Linked DNA regions of Mus musculus: region 1 is linked to region 2. Evidence: chromatin loops called from intact Hi-C (ENCODE). Cell type or tissue: heart. All regions are shown on one strand. Each heading gives the region's core, and the rest is flanking DNA. Links, peaks and the distances in the headings are about the cores only.

The links. A loop is a pair of places that touch in the nucleus more often than their neighbours do. Peaks named below come from ENCODE experiments on the same cell type or tissue, not always from the same donor. Only the 100,000 strongest peaks of a DNase experiment are listed, where the experiment ranks them.
Region 1: it touches region 2 in a loop (12-fold over the local background); 2 of 42 quality-filtered maps call a loop at or near these places.

The regions. Positions count from the first base shown.
Region 1 is chr3:83,440,490-83,456,630 of GRCm38, forward strand. No RefSeq gene overlaps it. Among named protein-coding and RNA genes, the nearest start is that of 1700028M03Rik, 130 kb to the right of the region's middle. In heart, for the core only: no CTCF peak of the experiment used is centred there; a DNase peak (open chromatin) is centred at 5,852.
Region 2 is chr3:83,367,854-83,383,994 of GRCm38, forward strand. No RefSeq gene overlaps it. Among named protein-coding and RNA genes, the nearest start is that of 1700028M03Rik, 200 kb to the right of the region's middle. In heart, for the core only: no CTCF peak of the experiment used is centred there; no DNase peak of the experiment used is centred there.

The DNA.
Region 1 (16,141 bases), core at 3,596-8,595, 72 kb after region 2:
GCTGAAGTAGGCAAAGGTGGCTCTAAAAAAGGTAACATGATCAGAGATAGTTACATAAGGGTGGAGGGGGCAACCCTCCAAGAAAACATGGAAGTTGTGTGTTACCGCAACAGAGCTTTGAAGTGGCTGAAGCAAGAACTGATGGACACTAAGGGGAAGCTGACAAACCCGCTGTCAGGCTGAAGGAGCACCCTGCCTCCATGTTAGGCTTAAAAACCATCTTAGAGTAAAGACAAATGAGGCTCATTCTTGTTTATGACTAAACCTGTTTTGTTTGGTTTGCTTTTTTCCAAATTTGGGCAATGCCCCACCTGTAACTCTAACTCCAAATGGTTCTGTCCTGCTTGTTCCAGGAATGGCAAAAGCACCCAGCCCTGAGCCATAAAACCCTTGTTGTCCTCACATCTAATGCTGACCTCTCAAACGCTGCCTCAGGGTGCAGCCGTGCACATGAATTAAAACGCTTCTTTTAATTAATTTGACCATGATGATTTGGGTTGGTGGTCTCTCTCCTACCAAGTTTTGGATTAACAAGGCTTGGAGACTTCCAGCCCCTGTCAGTAACTGCTGTCAGGACCCTGTTCAGCTGAATAGCACCAGCAACCACACTTATTTGACACTTAGCGAATCCTTCATCCAATGCCAGCAGAACATTTCTTTGCAAACCCACACAGGAAATTCACCAGGAGAGACCACATTCTGGGTTATGAAGCACACCTCAGCAAATAGAATGAGTACAAACGGTAAATAATGCAAATTACTATCTCATACCATAAGAGAATTAAATTAGATAATTGGAAACCTCAAGATATCTGCAGATTAAACAGCATTTCTAAATACCACACAGACTAAAGAGGTTTAGAAAGTGTATTTTAAATATTTTGTACTAAAAAGAAATAGAAAAGGCAAAAAAATCTGGTTTGGGGAAAAAGAGGGAATATGACTGCTAAATGCACATGCTAGAAAATATCAAGGGTCAGTTCTTTATGCTTTCACCTTAGCAAACTAGAGGAGAAAAACGTATAAACTCAGTCTAACCATGAGAAAATAGCAAACTAATTTGAAGCATGGATACACAGAATGTCTGACTGTTATGGCTAAAACCGGTTAGAATTATCACAAAGCCAGAAAATTTAAGAAGACATAATGGTAACTTCTGGTCTCAAAACTCTTAGTAAGTCAGAGACAGGGTCAGTTCACTATGCTGGTAAAGAACATAATGGAAACTCCAAGAGACATAATAGTTAATTGTTCCACATAAAACCCTAAGATCACTACCTCCTGCATTCATTACTGTATTTGAGCTCTTATTTATTTCAACAAAGAAAGAAGATGCCTCAACAAGTAGGAAGAGAAAAATGAAACTGTCATGAAAATATGTCAGGGAAGTTTTTATGAAAATGGCCCCTTGCCAGTTCAAAAGTGTTTAAAGAATTTTTACAAAGCTGGTACATATAAAACTAATATTAAAAATGAAATGTTTTCTTATATTTTGACATTAAAATTTAATGATACTATTTATAATTCAAGGATATGCTTATACAATGTCTTCTACACTAAAGACTTCAATAAATTATTAAGAAAAACCAAAACAAAGTTCATGGAAATGATGAACAACTGGTTCTGATTGCCCAGAAGATAAAATTTGCTGAGGAGGAGGACTCAGTTTTCCTCTAGAGTGGGGTCCCTAGTAACTTGCCCATATGACAGTGAATGGCCCCACACCTATGCCTACACTAGTGACACTCAGTGGGCTCTTTGGGTTAGCAATGTAAAATGAGAAAAGTACAGGAAATCAGGAGGGGATAGTTGGAGGGTCTGGGAGAAGTTGGAGGGGAGAGAGTCAGGGTTGAATTTGATTAACAAACAAACTTATATCCGCGTATGGAGTTCTCAAGCAAGAAGCAAAAGTTATTTTGAAACTATAAAAAAGAAAGCTGCTTTTAAAAATTGCATACTTTACAATTGCATGATATAAGGTTTAAAATAGAAAGACAAATCTCGTGCAATGACTGTATAGTGGCAGTTCTCTTTGGGACTTGGGGAATTTTCTTAAGAAGCGGACAGGAACTGCTTGACCCACACTGTGTTCAGCCTGTGACAATCACTGTGATGTAGCTAGAATGTGTGTACATTAAAAACATATTAGGTTTTTAATTGGCTTTTAAAGATAGTATCTTAATGACATCAGAAACTCTAAAGGGATGACGAAGTAACTATTCTATTTGGAATGACATTTATAACACACTAGAAAATGATGTATTTCAGCCAGCTATGTGTTAGTAGAATGTTCTAGATATTAACAAAAATTAATAGTCACTCAACAGTCTAAATTCAAAAATATTAGAAGGTGGAGACTGTGCTGAGTAACTTACAATTTCAACTCCTCGCTGTGAGCTAAGAACTAAGATTACACCCACGAGTGTGCAGCTCAGTAGAGGAAGTGGTCACCTAAACAGAAGCTGAGTCAGGAAGGGAAGGAGGGAGGGAACTGTGGACCTGGATTTGTCAAAAACAAAAACAAAAACAAACAAGTCTCCAACGAATCAGATTATCATTAGAGTCCATTTCCAAAGCTGGTGAGTAAGTGCGTCGCATTGTGGCTGATGAACTGTTTTTTTTTTAATTAGGTATTTTCCTCGTTTACATTTTCAATGCTAGCCCAAAGGTCCCCCATATACACACCCCCAACCCCCTACCCACCCACTCCCCCTTTTTGGCCCTGGTGTTCCCCTGTACTGGGGCATATAAAGTTTGCAAGTCCAATGGGCCTCTCTTTGCAGTGATGGCCGACTAGGCCATCTTTTGATACATATGCAGCTAAAGACAAGAGCTCCCGAGTACTAGTTAGTTCATATTGTTGTTCCACCTATAGGATTGCAGTTCCCTTTAGCTCCTTGGGTAATTTCTCTAGCTCCTCCATTGAGGGCCGTGTGACCCATCCAATAGCTGACTGTGATCATCCACTTCTGTGTTTGCTAGGCCCGGCATAGTCTCACAAGAGACAGCTATATCTGGGTCCTTTCAGCAAAATCTTGCCAGTGTATGCAATGGTGTCAGCATTTGGAAGCTGATTATGGGATGGATCCCTGCATATGGCAATCACTAGATGGTCCATCCTTTCATCACAGCTCCAAATTTTGTCTCTGTAACTCCTTCCATGGGAGTTTTGTACCCATTTCTAAGAAAGGGTAAAGTGTCCACACTTTGGTCTTCATTCTTCTTGAATTTCATGCATTTGGCAAGTTGTATCTTATATCTTGGGTATCCTAAGTTTCTGGGCTAATATCCACTTATCAGTGAGTACATATTGTGCGAGTTCCTTTGTGATTGGGTTACTTCACTCAGGATGATACCCTCCAGGTCCATCCATTTGCCTAGGAATTTCATAAATTCATTTTTTTAATAGCTGAGTAGTATTCCATTGTGTAAATGTACCACATTTTCTGTATCCATTCCTCTGTTGAGGGGCATCTGGGTTCTTTCCAGCTTCTGGCTATTATAAACAAGGCTGCTATGAACATAGTGGAGCATGTGTTCTTCTTACCGGTTGGGACATCTTCTGGATATATGCCCAGGAGAGGTATTGCGGGATCCTCTGGTAGTACTATGTCCAATTTTCTGAGGAACCACCAGACTGATTTCCAGAGTGGTTGTACAAGCTTGCAATCCCACCAACAATGGAGGAGTGTTCCCCTTTCTCCACATCCTTGCCAGCATCTGCTGTCACCTGAGTTTTTGATCTTAGCCATTCTGACTAGAGTGAAGTGGAATCTCAGTGTTGTTTTGATTTGCATTTCCCTGATGATTAAGGATGTTGAACATTTTTTCAGGTGCTTCTCTGCTATTCGGTATTCCTCAGGTGAGAATTCTTTGTTCAGCTCTGAGCCCCATTTTTTAATGGGGTTATTTGATTTTCTGAAGTCCACCTTCTTGAGTTCTTTATATATATTGGATATTAGTCCCCTGTCCAATTTGGGATAGGTAAAGATCCTTTCCCAATCTGTTGGTGGCCTTTTTGTCTTATTGACGGTGTCTTTTGCTTTGCAGAAGCTTTGCAATTTTATGAGGTCCCATTTATCGATTCTTGATTTTACAGCACAAGCCATTGCTGTTCTATTCAGGAATTTTCCCCCTGTGCCCATCTCTTCGAGGCTTTTCCCTACTTTCTCCTCTATAAGTTTCAGTGTCTCTGGTTTTATGTGGAGTTCCTTGATCCACTTAGATTTGACCTTAGTACAATGAGATAGAAATGGATCAATTCGCATTCTTCTACATGATAACCACCAGTTATGTTGTGAGTCACGTCAGGGTGGCTTTGAGTTTCAAAAATTCACCTTGTAGAGCAGTGCATGTGGAAGCCTTTGGTACCATCAGTGAACTCCAACACACTAGTGACAGAAAAGAGAGCCATGGTAATAAGAGGTGGGAATCCACCTTCCCACTAATGAAGCAGTCATTTCTTGCTCCCTCTCAATTGTCCCCTACCAGTCAGATGAGACATTGGTTTTCTTTCATACCCACTTGGGACATAATTATATGGTACTGTCAATTTTCCAGAACTTTCTAAGGCACCCTGTTTTCTGCTTTTCCTCTGCTTGGCATGCTGAGAAACACGTCCCCATGTGCTATGTCTATACTGGTCACATTTCTTGTCACTGGGACAAAATACCTAAAACATTGGCTCATGTTCTAAGAGGATACATTGCATCCTGGCAGAGGAGGTAGGATGTAGTTCAAAGTGACCAAGGCTTGTCACCAGGCCTCCTCACAACTTAGTGGTCCAAAAGAAAAATAGGGCTAGCTTGTCTGAAAGCTGATGTATGTTACCCATACTATATGTTACCCATAAGGTTTGCCCCACTACCACCAGATAGATCCCATGTCCTGAAGACCCAGGCCCTTTCAGAATCGTATCACAAGCTTGTTAAGAACAGTTCACATTCAACACATAGCACTGGCATGATATAAAACACTGTAACATCCACTTTAATATATGCGCTTGTGTATTAGTTTCAACTTCAAAAATGTTCCTCCCTCTCCTATTCCTGTGCCTCTCGGTGTGGTCTCTTTTCTCTGCAGCTTCAAGCTCCATCTGCTATGCCCACTTCTAATCTAATGCTTCCAATAAATTCTTCTCTATTGCTAAACCACAGATGAAGCCTTATTCTCTCCTGATTTCTATCCAGTCTCCAATTCCTCCTCTGAATGGGCATCTCTAGAACCTGTTGCTCTTTATACTGTCATTTTCTTCACTGGCCTGCAATTTCTGTAGTACTATGTGGCTTCACTTGCCTAGTTCCCTGACTCATTCACTCTGTGCCTTCATCGCTTCCTATTCGTCTGGCTCTATAGAAAAGGGTGCCCACTTAATGCAGCACTGATGGTGTCTGTCTTTGTACCCCCACTCTTTTCCCCCACATCTCATTCATTCCTGTGATGTTGGACTTCCATACTTGAATTCTAGATACGTGTTGTCAGCTAGACTTGGTCTTGGCAGCGTGTTCTTGGATCATATCTGTTGACACCTAAACCATGTATTTATCATCTTTGCAGAATGATGTACAGATAATGTTTTTGTGCTTACATATTTTCCGTTTTAAGTTACCCAACTGCAGGGGCCATGTATACTTCTTACATTTTAGAAGTGACACTTGTGGCAGCTTTAATGGTGTGTCTCTTCCTCCTTTGACTCACACAAGACATCTAAAGGGCCCGTTTCCTGGCTTTGCTCCCAAGGTTTGCAGTGCCTCCCTGCAGTGCATGAGTCAGCGGCCACAAGTTTGCATTTTGGAAATAGTTTTGGCAGCTGGTAGAATTATCCTGAGGTAGTTGAGGCTGTTATCTCTAAGTGGAGAGAAAGAGTAATCTGAGGGTGAGGTCAGGCAGCATGGAGTCTGTGGAGGGCTAGCAATTAAGCTAAACAACAGCAGCCTGGGAAAGGTTAGAAACCAACATTCTGCTGAAACTGAATGTGAAATGGAGCCAGAAAATTCCTGGGAAACCGCATAAGCCAAGATTCACATTTCATAGATAAGGAGCCCGGAAAGGTTGTTATGAAGTCCAACGTTACATGAATAAGTCAAAGGCAGCGCCAAAGCAACCCTCCTCTGCGCCAATTCCAAGGGCAAGGGCAGGCTCTGTACTGCCCCAGATGCTTAGCAGTGTCTGCACAGGACCAGCATGTTGGTCTTCTCTGCTGGTGTTTTTGACAACACCAAGTCCTTAAAATCACTACTAACCAAAAAAGTAGCAACAAATACTTTAAACACCAACAATGGCAGCAACTTCCAAGGAGCCCAGGGTCTGGTGTCTACGTAGACTGTGTCTTCAACCAGAAGTCTTGGCATTCTAGTTGAAGGACAACCATGTTTAAACCATCTCCTCAGCTTCATAGTCCTGTGACCATTTCCATTATTTCTCTACAGAAGTGTACTTTCAAGGCTATGATTCATGATCCAGTGTTGCCACTGCCTAGAGATATTCTATCTTAGTCCATTGGGATGATTTTGATGAAATACTCTGTGTTGCATAGATGAAGAGAACAGAAACTATTTATTACACTTCTGGAAGTAGAGCAAGACTTAAGGCACCCAAATTAAGTCTTGTGAGAGCAGTTTTCTGTTTCATAAATGATGTCAGTTAACTGTGTTCTCATGTGACAGAACAAAGTATAAATATCACTGAACCTCTCCTTTATTTCACCCCCATTTCTTTCTTGAGATAGTTTTGCTATGTAGGTTAGGTTGGCTTTGAACTCATAATCCCTCTGCCTTGGTCTCCTGAATTCCTAGGTATAGGTCCATGTCATTGCACTTGCTTAGTTCTCATGTTCAAGATCACTAACATCATTCTCAACAATAGCGCTTTTATCTTAATTACCTCCCAACCTATCTCCTAAATTAACCCTTGTAATACAGTTTCAGCATAGATTTTATTCTATGTGATGGACCTCTGGTTTGTCTGCTTCTAAACTCTAAGTGTCATTTGCTCAACCAATTTGAGCCACATGGTCATTTCAGGCTTGTTCCTGGTAGCACCTTGGAGTCCCTCCTGCTAGGATCTCTGAGTACCATGGCCAAACCATTCTACCCCTTCTCACTGATCCCAATGCTTTGCTCAGCTGAAGAAAACACTGCGTTGTCACACTTTGTTGCTGTCACATGGGTCCTAGGTACAGCTCATCATTCTTTAATGCTCAAATCACCCCCTAATTCTTACATGTCATCAAATCAGGAGTTTGAAATTGCCTCCTACATTAGACTCATGACTTTCAGAAATGAGCCCAACTCCTAGGGTATGCTATAAATGAAGGACAGATTTGTAGGCACAAGTCTCACATCCTATAGTCAGATAAGCATGTCTTAGTCCATTCTTTCCTTCTTTAACCTATGGAGAGGTTTAGAAGTGTGCCTAAATCTTTCTTCCCATCCTTCTTCCACATCAGATGATTGGAAACATTAAAATGAATCAGTTCCAAAATAAAAGTTATTGCATAAAGAGATAGGCCTTGTCTTTTCCCTTTTTCTAAATTGATCTGCTAACTGAATGCCCAGAACTCACTCTTTGGATTTCACACATACTCATATACATCCAGACACACACACACACACACACACACACACACACACACACACTAATGTTTTTTCCAATTAAAAAACTCTTATCTCAGACAAAAATTGAGCACAACTATTACCATTTTGTAATTTATAAAGTACAAGATATACATAACACCCAGTCCATCATTTTTGCCAATTAAATAGAACACTCTGTTATCTACCCTAACTTAAAAGACTTATAAATCTAAATATTATGTCCTGGGTTTAATTTGTATACTATTTGAAAACTACCTTCTCAGATATGTCCTCTCAATGTTAAATAGTCTGGGTTATCTATGAGACTATAAGTAGTCTTTCAACCCTATCAGAAATCGAAGAGAGACCAACATTATCTGAAATATAGGAAGCCTAACACAGCTTCCAGAACTGAGACAAATTGCAGAGACAGTTGCCTACCTATACAACCCCAGTAAATCAGAAAGTTGGAGCATTAGTCTTCAGCCTTCTGATCCAGGATATTCTGACAGACCTTGAAAAACAGGAATTTTGAAGGATTAACTTATTGGCAGAACTAAGCTGTCCTTACCTGTAACTTGTGTCCTTTCAAGGACGATAGGTCTGCAGGAGAGATAGGCACTTTCTGCCTAGTGGCCACCTAGCCACAATGTACCACCTCACTTGGACATAAAGATGCTCAGCTGCTTCTTTGAATACACTAATCAAGAGCTGTTAGGAACAGATATGTCTCAACATCAAGTGAATAAATAATATTAAATGTCACATTTGTGTATTTCTGACGTTTTTGAAAGCCAACTATCTATGTAAAGTAATCTTGATTGTTGTCTGTTAACTACCCTCAGCTACTTGTAATTAAAATAGCTGAAAACACCCTAACAATAAACTCAGAACCATGAATTTGCTATCTGGCCTTTAACTCACAGGCTTAAACATCTCAGAGAAGTTTATAATAACAGTTATAGAAGGACTGGGTCCAACCCTTCTACTTTTAAAATTTTTGTACCAATAGAAGAAATTTATACCAATGAAAGCCTTGATTCTGCATCAAAATAAATTCTGTAGCAAAATAAGAAATTATGACTTCAACTTAGTAACTATTATAAGGATTCCTACCAAATGAGATTATGGCTACACAATCAATTCTAGCTATTTCCTCCCTATTCCAGTTATGACCATTTCTAAATTACCCAGAAAGGCAACCTTAGAATAACTACCTCCAGTCCCAAAGCCCAAGGAACTGGGAAAATAACTCTTCATGACTTCTTCAAGCTGAATATGGGCATTGGGGTATCTTTGAAAGGGGGAGGGTAGGGAAAATGGGGGAGTTGGTTGGCCTTAAGAAGGCCACACCAATGATTGTTATAGTTTCTGATGTCTGCATCGTGACTGGATCTGGCTGAAAGTCCAATAGATCAGGAGTTCAAAGAAGATCAGTTCAGCATGTCTGACAATGAGACTCATCAAGGCTAAAAGTCTCAAAACAAAATTTTAGTATCTTTAAGATAACTTTTTTGTTTGATTCTCTGGAATCTAGTTCTTCAGGGAGTCTTTCTTCACCATTTCTGATCTATGTTACTCTGGAAGGTTTATAGACACTAATCACCTTTTCCAAAAATGCAAAGACAAAACCTTTCTCCCAACTCAGCATATCATTGAAAGAGTAACCAAAAAAAACAAAAACAAAACAAAACAAAACAAAAACAAACAAACAAACAAAAAAACCCTTTATTTTGACCTCTCTCCCAGAGGAATAATATGACCACAAAACTCAAAATCACACCCATTTTGAAAATTAAAACAATCCAAAACAAATGAAGTAAAGTTAAATACTATATGTTCCTATTCTTAGACTTTTTTTATTTTGTCATGTCAGGAAATAAACCCAAAATTCTTGTGGAGCCCACATTCAAAGAATATGAGTCAGTTATCATGCAGACCTTATTATGTCATCTATAAAACAAATGATTCACACTTCTATCTATATCTGCTTATAGGCAGGAGCTTGTCAAACCAGGATTTAAATCCAAAATTCCTGTGGATCCCACTTTAGACAGAATATGAGCATCCTGTAAAAATTTTAGAGCAATATATATTTATACCATCTTTAAAGCAATTAATTCAAACTTTCACTATTATCTGCCTATAGGGAACACATAGATTTTACTTGTTAAGCTCTCTGCCTAGAGCAGCCATCCTGTTATACTTGTGGTACTTTCTACCTGGAACCACAGACATTTATTTTATTAACACCTGTTATAATATCTATCTGTTACGCTCTCTACCTGGAGCAACAGACTTCTATTAATTAATACCTGTCCATAGCAGATGATTATCAGTGCTCTCTCTACTTGGAGTCAGTGACTAATTCTCCCCATCCTAATTCAAAACCGCAGGTGAAATTACCCACGTGAATGGGACAAAACCTGTATATAAATGTATCCTGAAAGCATATAATCCCAATTTTATAAATTCACAGTTAAATCAATATTTGCCCCAAGATGTAGGTAGCTTCCATTGTCTAGCTTTCTGACTCAAAGCAGTCATCTTATCTCTTTCCACAGCAGGGAACTCTAGAATCCTCTTTGTATCCAGGTGACATGCCCCAGTGCCACCTTTCTCTCACTTTGAAAATAAAACTCTAATTCTGAGGCTAATAATCTTAAATTTCTAATGGATTCTTGCCAAACACATTGTTTCACCACCTGTTGCAGGAAATATTTTTAGAAAGATGCAATTCATGCTATGCTGGCAGGCCCCAAGTGGGCTAGCCGGCCAGGCACTGGCTGGCCTGTTCTTATCTCATGGAGACTGTCTGACTCAGAGCTCTGAAATCTCTCCACCCAGCTCACTAAGTTTCCACTGGTGGGTTGTTAGCATGCCAACCCCATGCTTCAAAATTCCCATGGCGTTTTAGGATGCAGTTCTTGCAAACCCATGTTTTGCTGCTATATCTTTCTCTCTGGAACCCAGTTGAGCTGCCACATGAAGGAAAACACCACTCAAACTTAGTTCAGAGTCAATGGTAACTCAATTGTTGGGTACAACAATTAGAACCCTAATCTTGTAAGCCAATATTAAATCTAAATCCTCCAGTAGTGAATCCTAGCAGATTTGCCATCTAAACAGGGGGTCACTAGTAGCTACATCTTGCCCTCCCACTCTCCCCATCCACAAAGTCAATGTTTTTACTTAGTAACATATCACCTCAATGGAGCTTGAGGAAAACTAATGTTAGTGGACATTGTCTTTGGCCGTTGCATTATGTTGTTGTTTAATGGGCAGTTGAAGCTAATTCTATCAGCAAGAAGCCAATTCTCAGAAGTTGATAGCACATAGTTAAATACTGACATCATCTGAAGTGGGACTATTGCAAAATCCTGATCTCTTTATTTCCCAAATTTCTAAATCACAAAGTCAGCTTTGGACCACTTCATAAAGTCATTTTGATACCCATGAGTTCCAGGCACGCATCCCAGAATTTAACTAGGCAGCAACTGCACCAATGATATTTCCTCATAAACACCATTTCCACTGGGAGAAATTACTTAGTCATCTGTAGATCAGAAAATTGGATGCTTTGATGGCCTAGATTTGGTAGAACACATATTCTCTATTTCTCACAGGAAGGCCGAGAGGTATGAAGAGATGGAATTCTCTCGGGAAGTCTCAGCGTTTGCCCCTCCCAGATAAACACAAGTGTTCATTTTAGTATTTATTGATGTCCTCAAGGTTCTCATTAACAGCCCAGACATGAGGATTAAAACCAGCATGTTCTGTGTTTTAGCTAAATCCCAGAAGTTTGTTGCAGCAATTGAAACTCTAATCTGATGACCACTATGCTGCTTGGAGAGGCACACTCAGACTGCAGATGCCCTTCCTAGCTAGAGGGGCCTGACTCTGAGGCCTTTGTCTCATACGGAGGACGGAACGGAAAGAATAAGGCTCTGTGGTTATGCTCAGGGTAACTTCTTTCTAACCCCTTTATTTCACTTGGGGCAAGCCATGGTGGTCACAGCTATACTTCTTTCTTGAATTTATTTGGAGCTAATAGGTGACAGTCCCTGAGCAAGGGAGGCTTGTATGACTGACATCATTTTCCCCTAGAGTTAATTTGCCTTGTGTCTGGCATAACTCACTACTTTTCCTTACTGAGTATAAATACTGTCGTGTGTCATCAGATAGTTCATGAAGTCACCACACATGCTTCTATTATGGAAAGCAATGACCCTGGGCTTAGGGATCTTAAACATCCAATTGCCCACCATCCTCTCTTTACTCAGCAAGGAATGAAAGAGGAAGAGTTAGGATTTAGGTCATTATATTGTTTTCTTTCTTTTTTTCATTTTTATTAGATATTTTCTTTAGTTACATTTCAAATGCTATCCCGAAAGTTCTCTATACACTCCCCTGCCTTGCCCCCCTACCCATCCACTCCCACTTCTTGGCCCTGGCATTCCCCTGTACTGGAGCATATAAAGTTTACAAGACCAAGGGGCCTCTCCCCAATGATGGCCAACTAGGCCATCTTCTGCTATATATGCAGCTAGAGACACGAGCTCTGGGGGTACTGGTTAGTTCACATTATTGTCCACCTATAGGTTGCAGACCCATACTCCTTGGGTACTTTCTCTAGCTCCTCCATTAAGGGCCCTGTGTTCCATCCTATAGATGACTGTGAGCATCCACTTCTGTACTTGCCAGGCACTGGCATAGCCTCACTTGAGACAGCTATATCAGGGTTCTTTCAGCGAAATATTGCTGGCATATGCAATAGTGTCTGGGTTTGTTGGCAAAGTGTGGATACTTCATTCCTCCTTAGAATAGGGAACAAAACACCCTTGGAAGGAGTTACAGAGACAAAGTTTGGAGCTAAGACAAAAGGTTGGACCATCCAGAGACTACCCCACCCAGGGACCCATCCCATAATCAGTCACCAAACCATGACACTATTGCATTCTACTGTTTTCAAGTGCAATGTTTGGAAACAGAAGGATGGGGTGGGATGCGGGATATTAATTGAAAATAACGTAAGCCTAATATCCTTGGGAAAGTCTAACCAAGTTGAGGAGGGCTTATGAATATTTAGTAGGTGGCATGCGTCATGAATCCCAAGAATGAATGGGAACCTCACCTTTGGTACTTGCTATCAAAATGCGTACAAGGTGACATTGACCTAGAGTCCCCCAGACACCAGATCTCAGATCAATAAGCACAGCAAATTAAATGTAGCTTCAAAGGATCTGGACTTGGACCAAGAAGTTCTCTTTATTAATGTGTTCCTGGAAAAAATTCATATTTTGATTACATTGTTTCCTTTCAGACAAAGATGGGAACAGTCCTGAGGAAAACACAGTGAAGACATCTCAGGTCTTTGGCAGACCGATTCCTTTCCCTGTGCATTTGGTACAGTTTGGATTTGACATCATTCAAATGACCCACTCCTGGGTTAAAAATGCAACCCCCTCCCCATTTTCTCATGCTGCTTCTCTCCCCTCTCTGACATTTTCTTGGCTGTGGTTAAAACTTTGACACATAAATACCACTTGTCAAATGATACTGTAAAACAAACATCCAAGTGTCAGCACGGGGTTCACTAGTCTGGGGACTAGAGAATAGACCCAGGGACACCTCTGTGGCAGCTTTCATTTGCCTCCAGCCATCTGCAAATAATTTGATACTAGGTTCCAGTGCAGCTAGCAAGGTTCTTTAGCCTGGTAAAATGGCGTCCAAAAGAAAGAGCTGGAGTCATCATTAAGCCTTAACACCTATAAAGTAGATAAAAACTGTAGGTTTTTAAAGACCTGCTTCAGACTAGCCTAATAGCACTCACCACATGGCCTGAAACCTCCTTTTACTTGCAAATCCCACCACAAGCGCCAGACCATTGAGAAAACTCATTCCTCTCCTCCTACCCAAACCACCACAAGCTCACAACTGTGTTCCTGAAAATGGCTGCAACCCTATAAGGACCTCTGAGGTCATCCTGACATCTAAATCTGAGGTTCTTCTTTCTCACTTAGAGATAGAACACTTTCAGAGGCAAGATGTGGGGAGTCTTGTGAGATTAGAGAGAAGTGGGTACCATCATGGATTAGCCAAATCGTCAAGATGCCTGTGACCCCTCCCCATTCTTTGATATACAGGACTTTCCATAGAGACTGTGGGTGAGTTTGGGTAATGGTCTCAGGGTCAAGTGCAGCAGTAAAGAGGTAAGAGACAGGGATGATCCAGGAAGATGGTGCTATGTGCAAAATGTCCAGTCAAAATTCACCTACCCCACAGAGTGATAGTTTGCTCTCCTGCACAATGGGAGCATAATAGCTATGCAAATTGTCCCTTCTTTCCTTCCTTCCTCCAATTCTTCCTTCCATTTCTTGCTATTTTCAAAGTAGGAAAGAGCAGAAAGAATCATCAAGAAGTGGCTTTTCAGTGGATCTATAGAAAATCTACTCTCAGGGCACCTCACTTGTAACTGTGTCACTTGGAAATATTTCTTCAGCTTCCTATGTGGTGAAAATGGACAGAGTAAACAATTGGATTCTGAATGTCATTGATGCCAAGAGAATCTAAATCTGTCCTTATACACAAACGTCTGAAACAGTCAGAAAGAAACTCTTTCCAAATTTGACAATAATCTCAGCATGTATAAGAAAAAAATATATTAACAAGGTTAAAAAACCTCACAAGAAATAATAAGAAAAAGGTTCTTTGGATAATGAAGCTATCCAACGAACAAATCCATAGACCCAAGTATACAAAAAATTTGTAGCCATCTCACACCAGTCTGGGACACAGAATGAAAACAACTTCTACAACACCTGTGCTCTTGTCTCCCACAATTTGTCTTGCCCTAATGGAGAGCATTACCCATTTGCAGTCGGGTATGGTTCTAGTCACTCAATATTATCAGTGTCTCCACAGCACCTGATCAGTTTTTCAGGAATCATCCTTCTAGTCTCACCTCAACCCACTGAGCAGCTCTACACCATTGTGTGTCTGACTACAAAACCCCAAGGAAGCGGCATGCACCTCACTCTCATTTCCACACGACAACCAAACTCTCCTTTGGAAATATAGTGCACATTCTTTTATGTATGTATCCTCTCTGTGTGAGATATTTTCCTCCTCATGACCTCCCTTTTAGTCAGAGTGCTCTCTTCAAACCTGGAACACTTTGTGTTCTCAGATGTATTGCATATTTTCTGCCCCACAACCTTTATACATGAAATTCTCCCAACTCTTTCTGTGCAATAAGAAGACCATGAATATTTGTAAAGCCAGTAACATGTATAACAGTGCACGTCTGCAACACCAGAAATCTAGAGGCTGAGGTAGGGGGAATCATGAATTCAAGGCCAACCTGGGCTACATAATAAGATCTTTGCTTAAACTCATCACCACTTCCAAAGTATTAAGCTAGTTATCGTATGAAAGGGTCCCTCTCTTGCCCTTTGCACTTTGCAGAAATTCCTCAAAGATATAGACAATAGTCCTGGATTTACAATACTGAGCACACCTGCAAAGATCTTGCAAATGGATTTGCCCAGGCTCATCTCTCATCAACTGTACAGGATTCCCAGGAAAGGCCTGGCTACTGTTATCTTAAGTTTCTTGGTAATTTTGTTAGCAGCCAGTGTCATAAGCCATTAGCATAGGAAACAGCCTTAAGCAGACCAGTTTCCCTCTTCCTAGAACATCCCCTTCCTTTAGCTAGTTAACTTCTCACCTACCCTTATATGGCAGCTCAGTTCTGGTATCCTCCTTGAATAGCCCAGACAGTACATGTAAAATATAAATCCACTTCCAGCTATTTACCTAAAAAAAATTAAGTTCAATGTTCAAATAAGGTTTCCTAGTGATTTTATTTGAAATTAGGGCCAGTGTCCAGATATTTTTAGTCAGTTTTCCAATGTTTAGTTCATCAACACAATGGAGTACTTACTCGTCAAAGAGGAGGAACAGCACGTGATTGCTTGTACTGTATGGATGGGGCTGAGCTAAATGAAAACACCCTGCCTCAAAAGGGGAGAAAGCAATTAGTAGATGGGGGGTCCTGAGCAGAAGGGAGAAGCCCACTGAGGTGACAGGCATCCTCAGCAGCAGGACAGCAGTGTGGCAGCACAACTGTGTGCAACTCTCAGAGAACTCTGCAAGGATGGGTTTCACCATCTGTGAAGCTCAGCAAAAACCCACTTAAAATTATCCACATAACTGAAAAGGAAAACCAATGAAGACAACTGCTATGGTTCTTCTAGTTGCATGGCTTATACCTTCTCAAGACAAAAAGAAATGAAATTAAATAAAGTAATTCCAAAATGAAATGCCAGTTCTCTTGCAGATACTAAACATACAGAGCTTAATATTTAAACAATAAGGAAAATGGCATTAATAAAAAATTAAAAACCTATAATAATAACTTTAATGGTAAATATAATTCAATCCCATAAGTCACATTTATTCTACCTTTGTGTACTTTGTCTACTTAAGGCAATTATAAAAAAATCACACCTCAGTAGGAATATGTAGAATTAATTTTTAAGGTTTGTTTTTAAATAACCTTCTAT
Region 2 (16,141 bases), core at 4,607-9,606:
ATGTTCAGTGGCATTTTCTGATTGGCAAGTGACCCAAAGAAAGCCCACAGGGACCGATCATGTCCAACTTTGTAATTAATGGTCGTCAAGCTTGTAACCTTAATTGCTGCCTTGGAAGCTGTGTCCTTGATTTTCCCGCCCATCTACATTTTTTACTAGCCTATATAAAAATAAAGAAGAGGGGATGTGTCATCAGGGCGACACCAATGTGCGGGCTTTGTGTGATAGGAGAAGTGACAGAATGTGCTTGTCCCATTATTTGGTTGCCACAAATGTCCCAGGAAAGAGTGGAACCCCTTGTATTTGTGACTAATAGTAACTGAGGATTTGTCCTGCCGGGTAAAGTCTGCCACATCGGGATTCTTCAATGTGACAATTTAAGTGTCTAGCTCTGACATATCTTTCCACCTGTAGATTGCCATTCCAGCACAATCAGGGCTGACTTTATCTCGGGGGTAATCAGAAATGCGAAAGTGTGGATGACACTGCTGGGTCTGCTGGAAGCTATTAGAAAGTATGATGCGATGTTCCCAGGAGTCGTGAAAGGCATATACAGGACTAGTGTGTTAGTCTCTGGACCTTCTGTAAAGGCCGAAAGATTCTTAGCAGGCACTGTTTCATTGGAGCATAAGGCTTCCTTTATGGAGAGGTGACCAAAGAGGAAAGTGATGATCTTTCTTATGGCTAGCAAGCGCATTTTGTTCAAGTACCAGCCAGCAATCAGTGTTTGGCAAGCAGTGGGTTCCCAGTGTACCCATGAAGATTCCAGAAGTGTAATCATGTCCTGATGAGTACTTTGCAATGCCCAAGGGAGAGATCATCATACAGATCGTTTCCACAGTTCAGCAGGCCAGCCATGTGCACAGATAGCTCAGTCTACCCGCTAACACAGCCTTGCAGTATCTTTGGTCTTCAAGGACCAACACATTCCATTTCTATCACGAAATGTGCCTATGAGCATACCAAATGTTCCAACGTGCAACTATGAACAGAACAGTGGCTGTGCTCTTGGTGGACCTCCTGGCTGACAGTGATTTGTAGAACAGGTGTGGCTTTGTAAGAGTCAGAGAGAAATTGGTTCTCACGAATTCTGTTTCAGTTCAAGATGGTCACATTTCTTTCCATGGTTTTATGCATGAAACAAGGTTACAGACATTTATTTTAAATAGACGTTATACGCTATAACTATACATTGCTGACTCGAAGAGTCAAGATTAGCATTATGTCCTAAACATTTCACCTTTAAGCTGGCAGTCTATCTATGATAACTCCTGCTTCCTTGGACAGCTCGGATCCAAAGATGCAAAGGCTGGTTGAAAATCCCGTCACTGAGGAGGCAGTATCTAAATTGCCACAAGTTCAAGGCCAGTCTTGTCTACATATTGTGTTTCTGTCTAGCCAAGGATCCATAAAACCTCTCTATAAAATTCTGCCTTAAAGAAAGTTTGTTCAATGTGAAAGGCTGACCATTAAAACTGTTGTATTAGATGAGACATCTTGGGTTTATGGACAGTCTTGAGCCCTATGTCCTTATCCTGGGATCTGTGGAAATGTCAGTGTGTCCCTCTATTCAATTCTGTCAAGCATTCATAATGTCTTTTTGTGGATTTGTTAGTTTGTGTTGGCATTTAGATATAATAATCTAAGTAATTAAAGATAATGTAGCCCTTTAAAGTTCCTGATTATGGGAAGTGGGGATGGCTCAGTAGTTAAGAGTGGGGCTGCTTTTACAGAGGACCTAGCTTTGATTCACAACACCCACATAGTGTGTTAAAATCTACTATAACTCCAGTTCCAGGGGATCCAACTTAAAGTACCACGTGAATGCACACACATTCAGGCAAAGCACTCATGTACACAAAATAAAAATAGATAAATAACTAAATAAATAATCATGAATCATCTTTCCTGAGACAAGAGAGGATAGCTAGTGATGTAGATCACAGAATTTGTGTTGCTTTCTTCAACCAAATATGCAGGAGATCCTGATATACCTCTTGCACAAAGTTTAATGGAAAACATAAAACAGATTGCTATATCTTCGCACTTTAGGGTTCTGGCATTGTTTTTCCTAGTTCAGACACACAAAGGCTGTCCTGGCCAGCAGAATGCTAGACAAGTAAGATGTTTCCATCATGATATCTGAATGTCAACCTGACTGGGTCAAGGAATGCTCAGATGACTCATAGTTACTTTTCTCATGTTGCTTCAGTGGGCACCGAGCCTCCATCTGGAAGGGACATCTAGATGGTTTGGATTTTGTTTCATGCACTTCTGCTTTCTGAAATGTAGACTGCATGGGGCAGATCTGCTCAGATTCCATTCACTAGGCTTAGACCCAGGTTGAAAGAGAAAGGCCATTGGGTCACACCACAAGCTTTTCTGTTTCTGCTGTTCACCCTGCCTACTTTAGAGCTATTTGGCCTCAACATTCTGGTGATCCATTTCCTCCTGCACATCGTTTTCATGTATCTCTCTAACTATCCCATCAGTCTCTCTGAGGAAGCCTAAACCCCTTTCTCATGGTTGAAACTCATTCCTAAGATCTCTGTTCATGTTCAGAAGTCATCACAACATCCTCTATTGTAAATTACCCTACTCACCTTTAAACTCTAGGTGATACCTAATTCTATATCAAATTGGGTTGTTTTCTTTTAGCAGATTCAAGAATCCTTCTTATGAAATGTGCATCACTTTATGAGAAGATCTGCATCCCTGCACAAAAACTTACTGGTTTACCAGCTTATCAACTAAGTTTTCTTTTCCCTTGTACAACTATAATTTTGTGTTGCTTATAAAAAGAAATATACAAGCTTTAATTACTTTAAGCTCCACAACTTTGAAGATGAGCCTATGAGTTTGGTTTTTATCAATCAAATGGAGTTCTAATTCCTGGCTGCATTCAAAGACATTTTATTGATTTGTTTGTTTGTTGTACTGGCTAGTCTTATGTCAAGTTGACACAAGCTGTGGTCATCTGGGAAGAAGTAACCTCAATTGAGAAAATACCTTCATAAGACTAGGCTGCAGACTCCTGTCAGCAAGAAATTGTTGGCATTCACAACCCAGACACTATTGTGGATGCCAACAAGTGCTTGCTGACAGGAGCCTGATATAGCTGTCTCCTTACAGGCTCTGCCAGTGCCTGACAAATACAGAAGTGGATGCTCACAGCCATCCATTGGACGGAGCACAGGGTGCCCAATGAAGGAGCTAGAGAAAGGACCCAAGGAGCTGAAGGGGTTTGCAGCTCCACAGGAGGAACAACAATATGATCTAACTACTATCCCCAGAGCTCCCAGGAACTAAACCACCAACCAAAGAGTACACATAGTGGAATTCATGGCTCTAGCTGCATATGTAGCAGAGGATGGCCTTGTCGGTCATCAATGGGAGGAGAGGCCCTTGGTCCTGTGAAGGTTATATTCCCCAATATAGCGGACTGCCAGGGCCAGGAAGCAGGGGTGCGTGGGTTGGTGAGCAGGGGGAGGGGATAGGAGGTTTTTCATAGAGGAAACCAGGAAAGAGGATAACATTTGAATTGTAAATAAAGAAAATATCTTTTTTTTTAAAAGGCTGTTTGTGGGAAAGCCTGTGGAGCATTTTTTTTAGTTAGTGACTGGTGGAGGAGGGTCCAGTGCCATTTCTGGGCAGGTGGTCCTGGGTTCTATAAGAAAGCAGGTAGAACAAGCCATGGGAAGCAAGCCAGTAAGAAGCAACACTCCTGCAACTCTGCAACTGCTGCTGCCTCTAGTTACCTCCTCTATTTGAGTTCCTGTCTCAACTTCCTTTAGTAATGAACAATGATGTGGAAGTAAAATCAAAATATACCCTTCCTCCCAAAGTTGTTTTGGGTCATGGTGTTTCATTATAGCAATAATACCTCCAATTAAGACAGTTGTAGATGTAGAAGGTGAACATTCTGGACCATCACTGCCCAGTAGAAATTCCTAAGACACTAAAAATTTTATATATGTGTGTCTCAGTTGGAAAAATGCTTGCTTTGCAAACCTAAGCACCTGAGTTTGAATCCCAACCACAGAATCAAAGCCGGGCATTGTTACACATATGCCCACGTGCTTGGGGTTGGGAGGTATGGGGTGGGCAAATCCCTGGAACTAGTTAGCTAGCCCACCTAGCTGAGCTAATGGTTCAGTGAGAGACTCTTTCCCACAAAATAAGGTGAAGATTGATTGACAAGGACATCTGATGTCAACCTCCAGCCTCTACACATAGACCCATGGATGTGTTTACAGAACATACAAATACACAAAAAGACAAATATTCTACATCTACAATAGCTACTCATCTGTGGATTAAGTACTGGAAACATAGTATAATGGAGAAACTACTTTTAAAATTGTATTAGATTAGTACCATTGACAAATTATTTTCCCTGAAAATAAGCAATTATTAAAATGTGAATTAACCACCATATATTAATAGATACCATTTTCGTTATGAAACGACAAGTTAACTCCATTTCCTTTAAGGGCTTCCATTTTCTTCATAGTATAAATTACTATGTTACAATTTAAAAATAATTACAAAGGATGGTGATAGCAACATACAGATTAATTTGCTGATAAAAAGCAATATGACAGAAGAACACAACACTGAATCCAGACTTACTTGGGAGCCATAATTTGGTCTCATTTATGACCTGACTAGAATTCCAAGTTTCTTCACAATAAGATTGTGTCATTAGTAAGGCCTGTCTTGTAAGTTACACATCCATATGCAATGTTTAGAGCAGAGCATTTCACAGTGTAAGAGCTCCACAAACGTTAACTCTTGTCCTCTTTAAAAAGACATTTGACCTGGAGTTCAGAATTATAGGCAGCTAAAATCTGTACAAATAAGGCAAACTACACACTTGATTTTTCTCTTTCAAAAGATTCAAATCACTTTAAAAGCAACTAATTTTTTGTGGGAGTTGAAGGAAGTTTGATGTTTATTAAGGTCAAGTGGCTTTCTATCGAAAGGGTCGCTGTGGCGATTGTTAGACTCAAGAGCTTGTCAGGGGAATTTACCCACATCTGGTTGAATAGAAGCCCTCCCACAAAAGCCTTCACCTAGGAACCACGACACATTGCTCTCCTTTCTTTTAAGCTGAGAATGCCCTGACTTGGCCTTAGTCAGCACAAGCTAGAATATTCAGGGACAGGACAGAAATGTTCATAGCTTTGGGTTCTTTAAGACATATGACAGGAAAATGCTTATTTATTTGGAATATATTTTATCCACTTACAATGGGTAGATTTTACCAAAATATAATGTTGTAAGCATATGAATATGGAATAATGAAGTCCATTATATATGCTGACAAATTTTTAAAGCTGATTTTGCCATAATTTGAACTTCATCAGTACTTTGCTATAATGTTCAAAATTGACTCAAATAGCCATTCTTGATTTTATCCCATATATTATGAAGTAACAGAATTGGGGAATATAATTTTGAAATGCTTTTATTTTCTTTTGGTTTTGTTCTCTTAGTTTTTCCATTGCTCTCAAGAACTGTTTTCCTCAGAGAACAAACAGGGTGTCCTGGAAGTTTACAAAGGTAGATATCACTAGAAGCAGCTAGGAATTCAAGGGCAGGAATTGGATTGGTAGGGTCATATTTTGTAACTATGAAGTATAGTTTCCGCCAGTGTTTATCTCTTGGACACAATCAGTTCTATTCCATAGACCTTAGGATAAAATTAGCTATTACATGCCGAGCTTCAACCACTTTGCTCTTAGTACCTACTTGTTTTCCTTCCCCAGTCCATTTCAACCCCAGGATTTCTCTGACTCTTTCCAAGATTGACGTACTATGATTTACTATTTCCTAAAGAACTCTTGGCTATATGTTCTATGTCAGATAATACAGAACTCTTTGTATTCATCCTTGACATACATGTTTTGTTCTTGTAGTTGAATTTAGATATTATATGATTGAGTCTAGCCTCTATAACCCTTTTTTCTGGATCATTTCTTCCAAATCCCCCAACTCTGTCTTAGAAAGTGTAGCAAAGTGTGCAAGAGCAGTGTTTAAAACAATGGTATGTGGAGGCTAATTCCAAAGGATGGGTAGGATAGGAAACTAAGTTAATTACTTTTGCAGTTGTGTTACTGTGAAATGTCTCTGAATTGTTTAATTTTTTAAGTATAATATGTGTAAGGTGGAGACAACCCAAATTGGAAGACGCCTTTATAAACCTCAAAATGTGGGCCTACAGATGATTTGGAAATGCCTGGGCTCCTTGGCACAGCCTTGGACAAGTACAGCGACCACTCAAGTCCCAGCCCCTGACTCAGTCTAGCCTAGGAGTCTAGCAACACTCATGTCCTATAGCTTGTACCCAGTTCCTGTGGCTGGCTTTCTGTGAGATTTACCTCATCTTATACCCAGGTACCTAAAACTCAGTGCCCACACATGCTCCTAAATTCTTTGCTGACTGTGATATCTTTCTTTCGGCCACAGTCTTACAGTTTTCTGACAACTGTAACCACTTTCTAGTAGTTTAGATAATGATACTGTTGTCTTACCATGGCAACTCTTTTAGTGAGGTCCTGGTCCGAAGCTATGTCACATCTGTGCCTCTGTGAGAGGACAATGAAGCTGTAAGTAGCAGCTGTTAAATGTCCAATCATGAGCTAGGGCCCAGGGCACAATAACAAATAAGGGTGCCTGAGATTCACTTGGAAGTAGAACATGCGCACAGCAAGCACGGGGCCCTGGATTCCACCCGTGGTGCCAATAAAAACAGTGATAGTATTAATAATAAGGAATTGTGTGTCAAAGCCAAGGTTTCCTGTCTGCAGCCTGAGGGTCATTAAAAGAGCCTGGTAAACGACATATACACTGGGCCTTTCAACCAAGGGTCCGTGCTGGATTTTGAGAATTTTGTGTATGTTCATCTGTCTATTTAGTCTATTTCTTGAGAGTACAGCACATGCTGCTTAATAAAAACAACTCAGTGATAATCATTGAGATTGGAGCTTTTTCTGACTTCTTGGGAGACCATTTTACTGTTAAATGAGGACACTGTCATTTCTCTTTCCTTTCATCTGTCACCCTTTAAAGAAAATGCTCATAACAGTAGACTTGTGTTACACGATTAAAATGTTGTAAGTCATTTGATATATTGTTCCCAGATGGGAGATGGAGAAGAGCATATTTGCCCACAAATCAACTTGCAAAACTTAGCAAACAAGAGGGTGGGAGAGTGATGGAGTGCCAGCTCTCTGGATGCGTTTACACAGCTCAATTGCTTGCACAGCATTTCTGTCCCTCATTTATTTTTATATTGTCTTAAAAGGGATAGATAAATGAGTCTTAGTGTCTGACTTTAGACGTGGGAGGGAGGGTCTGGTAGGAAAGGTCAAGTGAGTGAGTGACTTCCTGGAGGCACAGGTTAGTTGATGACAATCCCATCCAGGGCCTAATGGAAGTGGGATGGGTGAGTATATGAGCATATTCATGAATCTTTCTCTGAACCTACTTATTCTTTCCTCTGTCCATTCCATGGGCTAACAGGTCTGGCCAATCCTTTCAGTCCCAAGCCCACAATGCATACATCTATCTGAGAAGGGTGGCTATACCCAGGGAAGGGCTTACACAGAGACTTGGAGTCTATACTTGATATTACTAATAACAATACTGAGTTCTTGGATGAGTTCAGGAACTTAGACCTCTTACCTTCCCATTCAGAAAAGCTGTGCCAAATGCCTCTCCACTGAGGCTATACACTGAGAAGACTCAACAAGGGCCTGGTGGGGTTGTTCCAGGTGGGCACAATGACTCTGCCTTGGGCCTGCCATTGACATCAACACATTGACTCTTGGGATATGAACTCCATGGGCACTTAGTTCATATAGTCCCTCTGTCTCTGGAGGCCACAGGGGTAGGGATGTAGGAGAAAAGGAATAGAAATAGGTTTAGCTATGACCACAGAAGACAGAATCTGTAAAACAAATGGCTGGGTTTTTCATAGTAATACAAATCAAAGATTGGCTGGGTGACTATGGGTACAATAAACAGAAGTTATGACAAATGGTTTCTTTGCTGATAGACCACTTGAATTCAGAGACTCAGGAATAAACAATAAACAAATTGATTACTGACAGCGCGTATCTTGATGCCTGGTGAAAGCAGTGTCTTTGCTCACAATAAGTGCCTGTGGCTCTTCACACCATTTTCTTCATTTTTGCTTTTTTGCTGTTTGTCAAGGTAGAAAGTAGACACTAAACACAGGAGCTACCAGGCAGGCCTTGGCTGCTGTCCTTCTGCTACTAGATCCACTGTCAATAACAATCAGGTTCCACTCAATGAGGTTTTGGTTAATCATGGACTCCATACATTGACAATTTTGTAAGATGGTAATGTAGCTGGGAAGGACCTGTAATGTAACAGTGATGTAGTTACTAGGGCTATAGCAGCTCACTACTCGCATGCTTGTGGAAGGGCTGGTGTGAACAAACTGCCACATTTTCATTCACCCAAGGTCATATGGAAGCTCATTAACTATTTTTAGTACATGCTTGATAATTGTAGTAGAGGACAACATTATAGACTTATGTGTTATTTATACTACCTTTCTAAGCATCACTTTAGAATGTATTCATGTGTGTGTACATGCATGCACATTGGTCTTTGAAATGATAGGAAATAAAACCTCAGGAACTGGTACATTCTGAAGAACTTATCAAATCCTTCATATCGATCATGCATATGTCCATGACTCCTTTTAAAAGCCAGTAAATGCCTTGAAAGTTTTTATTACATTTTATGTCTGCTACACCAGCAGCAGCCACATGGGGAGACTGACTGAGACTAAGTTTGTTGAAGCGTATCCTATAATGTTCCCCAAATGACAGGATCAGCTAGTGGTACATTTCTCAGAACACGTCTCCAACATGAAGTGACACATGACAGCATTTCCTTTGCCTGCTTCCCAGGACTAAGTCAAAGATGGACTCCCATGTGGTTCTGAATCTCCCGCAGGGCCAAATCTCATGTGGAAACCAGCCGGGAGGTCCTGGGCAGAGAAAGAAACCACAAATCAACAGCAGGGGATTTGCATTCAAGGAAGAAGATTCTCAGAATAGTTCCTAGTTCCATGGTGGAACCAAGTAAGTCAAAGTCACACGATTTCATTCCTGCTGGTCTCTGAAGGAAGGAGAAGGAAAAAGGACCTGAGTCAGCACATTCTGGGGGGTTTACCCAATCGTCGTTATCAACCTTGCTGATGTGCATGATTCCTTCTGAAGTGTCTGAAATTCATCCCAAAACACAGCAAAGGCAGCATCAGCACTGCCCATCTTCATCTTTCAACCCACGCATTGCTATACAACCTTACAACTGTCATTCCAAACTAAGGAGTTTCTCAGGCATCCGGAGAACATGTGGATAAGCAAGTGATTAGCTTCAGAAGCACTGAGGTGCACAGTGTCTGGTGGCTAAAAGAGTTTGGAGGGATTTTCTCTCCTCTGTTCTCATCACTATAGCTCTTATGCTGGACAGGCAACCTTCATGGCATCTAGCAAACCCTTTGAAGGATAATTTTCTATAGCCATCTTAACTCCGATGTTAGCTCTTCCAAAGCCCACATAAACCCTATGGCAAAAGGCTATGAAAAGGATTGAACCTAAAGTGGTCAAAAGCCCAAGACTCACTCATACTTGCAAATACTGTGTCTGGTTACTTCAAACCTGATGATCCTGGTCAGTGCCGCAGAATGGAGCACTAAATTCCTCCACAGTTCTTTTTCGGGGGATTAACACAAAGGTCTCCTGGAGTAAAGCTGTAATTTGATGGAAGATTATATGTATGAGAGAGAATTTGACCACAACCTGCCACTTAAGGACTGTAACACAAAGGCTGAGGTATTTTTAAAAATCCAGACACTATTGTGGATGCCAACAATAGTGCTTGCTGATAGGAGCCTGATATAGCTGTCTCCTGATAGGCTCTGCCAATGCCTGACAAATACAGAAGTGGATGCTCACAGCCTTCCATTGGACTGAGCACAGGGTCCCCAATGGAGGAGCTAGAGAAAGGACTGAAGGAGCTGAAGGGGTCTGAAGCCCCATAGGAGGAACAACAATATGAACCAACCAGTCCCCTCAGAGCTCTCAGGGACTAAACCACCAACCAAAGAGTACACATGGTGGGACTCATGTCTCCAGCTGCATATGTAGCAGATAATGGCCATGGGGGATATCAATGAGAGGAGAGGCCCTTAGTCTTGTGAATGTTCCATGTCCCAGTGTAGAAGAATACCAGGTCAGGGAAGCAGGGGTGAGTGCTTTAGTGAGCAGGGGGAGGGAGGATGGGATGGGGGGGTTGGGAAAGGAAAGGAGGGATAACCTTTGAAATGTGAATAAAGAAAATATCTGCCCCCTTCCGCTCCACTCGAGCCCCGAGGTACCTTGCCAGAGGAATCTCGCCCAACACCCGCAAGGTCCCACACAGGATTCCCCACGGGATCCTAAGACCTCTGGTGAGTGGAACACAGCCCCTGCCCCAATCCAATCTCGTGGAACCTGAGACTGCAGTAATAGGGAAGCAGACTACCCGGGCCTCACCTGGGGTACAAGTCCCTTCCACTCCACTCGAGTCCCGGGGTACCTTGCCAGCGGAGTCGCCCAACACCCGCAAGGGCCCACACAGGATTCCACACGGGATCCTAAGACCTCTAGTGAGTGGAACACAACTCCTGCCAGGAGTCCAGTTCGAACACCAGATATCTGGGTACCTTCCCTGCAAGAAGAGAGCTTGCCTGCAGAGAATACTCTGCTCACTCAAACTAAGGAGAGAGCTACCCTCCCAGGTCTGCTTATAGAGGCTAACAGAGTCACCTAAAGAACAAGCTCTTAACAGAGATCTAAGTGGATCAAGGAACTTCACATAAAACCAGAGACACTGAAACTTATTGAGGAGAAAGTAGGGAAAAGCCTCGAAGATTTGGGTACAGGGGAATAATTCCTGAATAGAACAGCAATGGCTTGTGCTGTAAGATCGAGAATCTATAAATAGGACCTCATAAAATTGCAAAGCTTCTGCAAAGCAAAAGACACCGTCAATAAGACAAAAAGACCACCAACAGATTGGGAAAGGATCTTTACATATCCCAAATCGGATAGGGGACTAATATCCAATATATATAAAGAACTCAAGACGGTGGGCTCCAGAAAATCGAATAACCCCATTAAAAAATGGGGCTCTGAGCTGAACAAAGAATTCTCACCTGAGGAATAACGAATGGCAGAGAAGCACCTGAAAAAATGTTCAACATCCTTAATCATCAGGGAAATGCAAATCAAAACAACCCTGAGTTTCCCCCTCACACCAGTCAGAATGGCTAAAATCAAAAACTCAGGTGACAGCAGATGCTGGCGAGGATGTGGAGAAAGAGGAACACTCCTCCATTGTTGGTGGGATTACAAGCTTGTACAACCACTCTGGAAATCAGTCTGGCGGTTCCTCAGAAAAATTGCACGTAGTACTACCGGAGGATCCAGCAATACCTCTCCTGGGCATGTATCCAGAAGATGTCCCAACCGGTAAGAAGGACACATGCTCCACTATGTTCATAGCAGCCTTATTTATAATAGCCAGAAGCTGGAAAGAACCCAGATGCCCCTCAAGAGAGGAATGGATACAGAAAATGTGGTACATTTACACAATGGAATACTACTCAGCTATTAAAAAAATGAATTTATGAAATTCCTAGGCAAATGGATGGACCTGGAGGGTATCATCCTGAGTGAGGTAACCCAATCACAAAGGAACTCTCACAATATGTACTCACTGATAAGTGGATATTAGCCCAGAAACTTTGGATACACAAGATATAAGATACAATTTGTTAAACTCATGAAACTCAAGAAGAACTAAGACCAAAGTGTGGACACTTTGCCCCTTCCTAAAAATGGGAACAAAACACCCGTGGAAGGAGTTACAGAGACAAAATTTGGAGCTGTGACGAAAGGATGGACCATCTAGTGATTGCCATATCCAGGGATCCATCCCATAATCAGCTTCCAAACGCTGACACCATTGCATACACTAGCAAGATTTTATCGAAAGGACCCAGATATAGTTGTGTCTTGTGAGACTATGCCAGGGCCTAGCAAACACAGAAGTGGATGCTCACAGTCAGCTAGTGGATGGGTCACACGGCCCCCAATGGAAGAGCTAGAGAAAGTACCCAAGGAGCTAAGGGGAACTGCAACCCTATAGATCTAACAACAATATGAACTAACCAGTACCCTGGAGCTCTTGTCTCTAGTTGCATATGTATCAAAAGATGGCCTAATCAGCCATCACTGGAAAGAGAGGCCCTTTGGACTTACAAACTTTATATGCCCCAGTACAGGGGAATGCCAGGGCCAAAATGGGGGAGTGGGAGGGTAGGGGACCGGGGGGTGGGGTGAGTATGGGGGACTTTTGGGATAGCATTGAAAATGTAAACGAGGAAAATACCTAATTAAAAAAATAAATTTAAAAAAAAAAGAAAAAAAAACAGAGACAACTATAACAGCTAGCTTCAGAGATTACCAGATGACGAAAGGCAAACGTAAGAATCCTACTAACAGAAATCAAAACCACTCACCATCGTCAGAACGCAGCACTCCCACCCCACCTAGTCCTGGGCACCCCAACACAACCAAAAATCTAGATCCAGATTTAAAAACATTTCTCATGATGGTGATAGAGGACATCAAGAAGGACTTTCATAAGTCACTTAAAGAATTACAGGAGAGCACTGCTAAAGAGTTACGGGCCCTTAAAGAAAAGCAGGAAAACACAGCCAAACAGGTAGAAGTCCTTAAAGAAAAACAGGAAAACATATCCAAACAGGTGATGGAAATGAACAAAACCATACTAGAACTAAAAAGGGAAGTAGACACAATAAAGAAAACCCAAAGCGAGGCAACGCTGGAGATAGAAACCATAGGAAAGAGATCTGGAACCATAGATGCGAGCATCAGCAAAAGAATACAAGAAATGGAAGAGAGAATCTCAGGTGCAGAAGATTCCATAGAGAACATCGACACAACAGTCAAAGAAAATACAAAATGCAAAAGGATCCTAACTCAAAACATCCAGGAAATCCAGGACACAATGAGAAGACCAAAACTACGGATAATAGGAATTGATGAGAATGAAGATTTTCAACTTAAAGGGCCAGCTAATATCTTCAACAAAATAATTGAAGAAAACATCCCAAACATAAAGAAAGAGATGCCCATGATCATACAAGAAGCCTACAGAACTCCAAATAGACTGGACCAGAAAAGAAATTCCTCCTGACACATAATAATCAGAACAACAAATGCACTAAATAAAGATAGAATATTCAAAGCAGTAAGGGAGAAAGGTCAAGTAACATATAAAGGAAGGCCTATCAGAATTACACCAGACTTTTCACCAGAGACTATGAAAGCCAGAAGAGCCTGGACAGATGTTATACAGACACTAAGAGAACACAAATGCCAGCCCAGGCTAATATACCCGGCCAAACTCTCAATTACCATAGATGGAGAAACCAAAGTATTCCACGACAAAACCAAATTCACACAATATCTTTCCACGAATCCAGCCCTTCAAAGGATAATAACAGAAAAGAAGCAATACAAGGACGGAAATCATGCCCTAGAACTAACAAGAAAGTAATCCCTCAAAAAACCAAAAAGAAGACAGCCACAAGAACAGAATGCCAACTCTAACAACAAAAATAATAGGAAGCAACAATTACTTTTTCTTAATATCTCTTAATATCAATGGACTCAATTCCCCAATAAAAAGACATAGACTAACAGAATGGCTACACAAACAGGACCCAACATTCTGCTGCTTACAGGAAACCCATCTCAGGGAAAAAGACAGAAACTACCTCAGAGTGAAAGGCTGGAAAACAATTTTCCAAACAAATGGTCTGTAGAAACAAGCTGGAGTAGAAATTCTAATATCGGATAAAATCAACTTCCAACCCAAAGTTATCAAAAAAGACAAGGAGGGACACTTCATACTCATCAAGGGTAAAATCCTCAACAGGAACTCTCAATTCTGAATATCTATGCTCCAAATGCAAGGGCAGCCACATTCATTAAAGACACTTTAGTAAAGCTCAAAGCACAGGTTGCACCTCACACAATAATAGTGGGAGACTTCAACACACCACTTTCATCAATGGACAGATCGTGGAAACAGAAACTAAACAGGGACACAGTGAAACTAACAGAAGTTATGAAACAAATGGAATTAACAGATATCTACAGAACATTTTATCCCAAAACAAAAGGATATAACTTCTTCTCAGCACCTCACGGGACCTTCTCCAAAATTGACCATATAATTGGTCACAAAACAGGCCTCAACATATACAAAAATATTGAAATTGTCCCATGTATCCTATCAGACCACCATGGCCTAAGACTGATCTTCAATAACAACATAAATAATGGAAAGCCAACATTCACATGGAAACTGAACAACACTCTTCTCAATGATACCTTGGTCAAGGAAGGAATAAAGAAAGAAATTAAAGACTTTTTAGAGTTTAATGAAAATGAAGCCACAACGTACCCAAACCTTTGGGACACAATGAAAGCATTTCTATGAGGGAAACTCATAGCTCTGAGTGCCTCCAAGAAGAAACGGGAGAGAGCACACACTAGTAGCTTGACAACACATCTAAAAGCTCTAGAAAAAAGGGAAGCAAATTCACCCAAGAGGAGTAGACGGCAGGAAATAATCAAACTCAGGGGTGAAATCAACCAAGTGGAAACAAGAAGAACTATTCAAAGAATTAACCAAACGAGGAGTTGGTTCTTTGAGAAAATCAACAAGATAGATAAACCCTTAGCTAGACTCACTAGAGGGCACAGGGACAAAATTCTAATTAACAAAATCAGATATGAAAAGGGAGACATAACAACAGATCCTGAAGAAATCCAAAACACCATCAGATCCTTCTACAAAAGGCTATACTCAACAAAACTGGAAAACCTGGACGAAATGGACAAATTTCTGGACAGATACCAGGTACCAAAGTTGAATCAGGATCAAGTTGACCTTCTAAACAGTCCCATATCCCCTAAAGAAATAGAAGCAGTTATTAATAGTCTCCCAGCCAAAAAAAGCCCAGGACCAGACGGGTTTAGTGCAGAGTTCTATCAGACCTTCAAAGAAGATATAATTCCAGTTCTGCACAAACTTTTTCACAAGATAGAAGTAGAAGGTACTCTGCCCAACTAATTTTATGAAGCCACTATTACTCTGATACCTAAACCACAGAAAGATCAAACAAAGATAGAGAACTTCAGACCAATTTCTCTTATGAATATCGATGCAAAAATCCTTAATAAAATTCTCACTAACCGAATCCAAGAACACATTAAAGCAATCATCCATCTTGACCAAGTAGGTTTTATTCCAGGGATGCAGGGATGGTTTAATATACGAAAATCCATCAATGTAATCCATTATATAAACAAACTCAAAGACAAAAACCACATGATCATCTCCTTAGATGCAGAAAAAGCATTTGACAAGATCCAACACCCATTCATGATAAAAGTTTTGGAAAGATCAGGAATTCAAGGCCCATTCCTAAACATGATAAAAGCAATCTACAGCAAACCAGTAGCCAACATCAAAGTAAATGGAGAGAAGCTGGAAGCAATCCCACTAAAATCAGGGACTAGACAAGGCTGCCCACTTTCTCCCTACCTTTTCAACATAGTACTTGAAGTATTAGCCAGAGCAATTCGACAACAAAAGGAGATCAAGGGGATACAAATTGGAAAAGAGGAAGTCAAAATATCACTTTTTGCAGATGATATGATAGTATATATAAGTGACCCTAAAAATTCCACCAGAGAACTCCTAAACCTGATAAACAGCTTCGGTGAAGTAGCTGGATATAAAATAAACTCAAACAAGTCAATGGCCTTTCTCTATACAAAGAATAAACAGGCTGAGAAAGAAATTAGGGAAACAACACCCTTCTCAATAGTCACAAATAATATAAAATATCTCGGCGTGACTCTAACTAAGGAAGTGAAAGATCTGTATGATAAAAACTTCAAGTCTCTGAAGAAAGAAATTAAAGAAGATCTCAGAAGATGGAAAGATCTCCCAT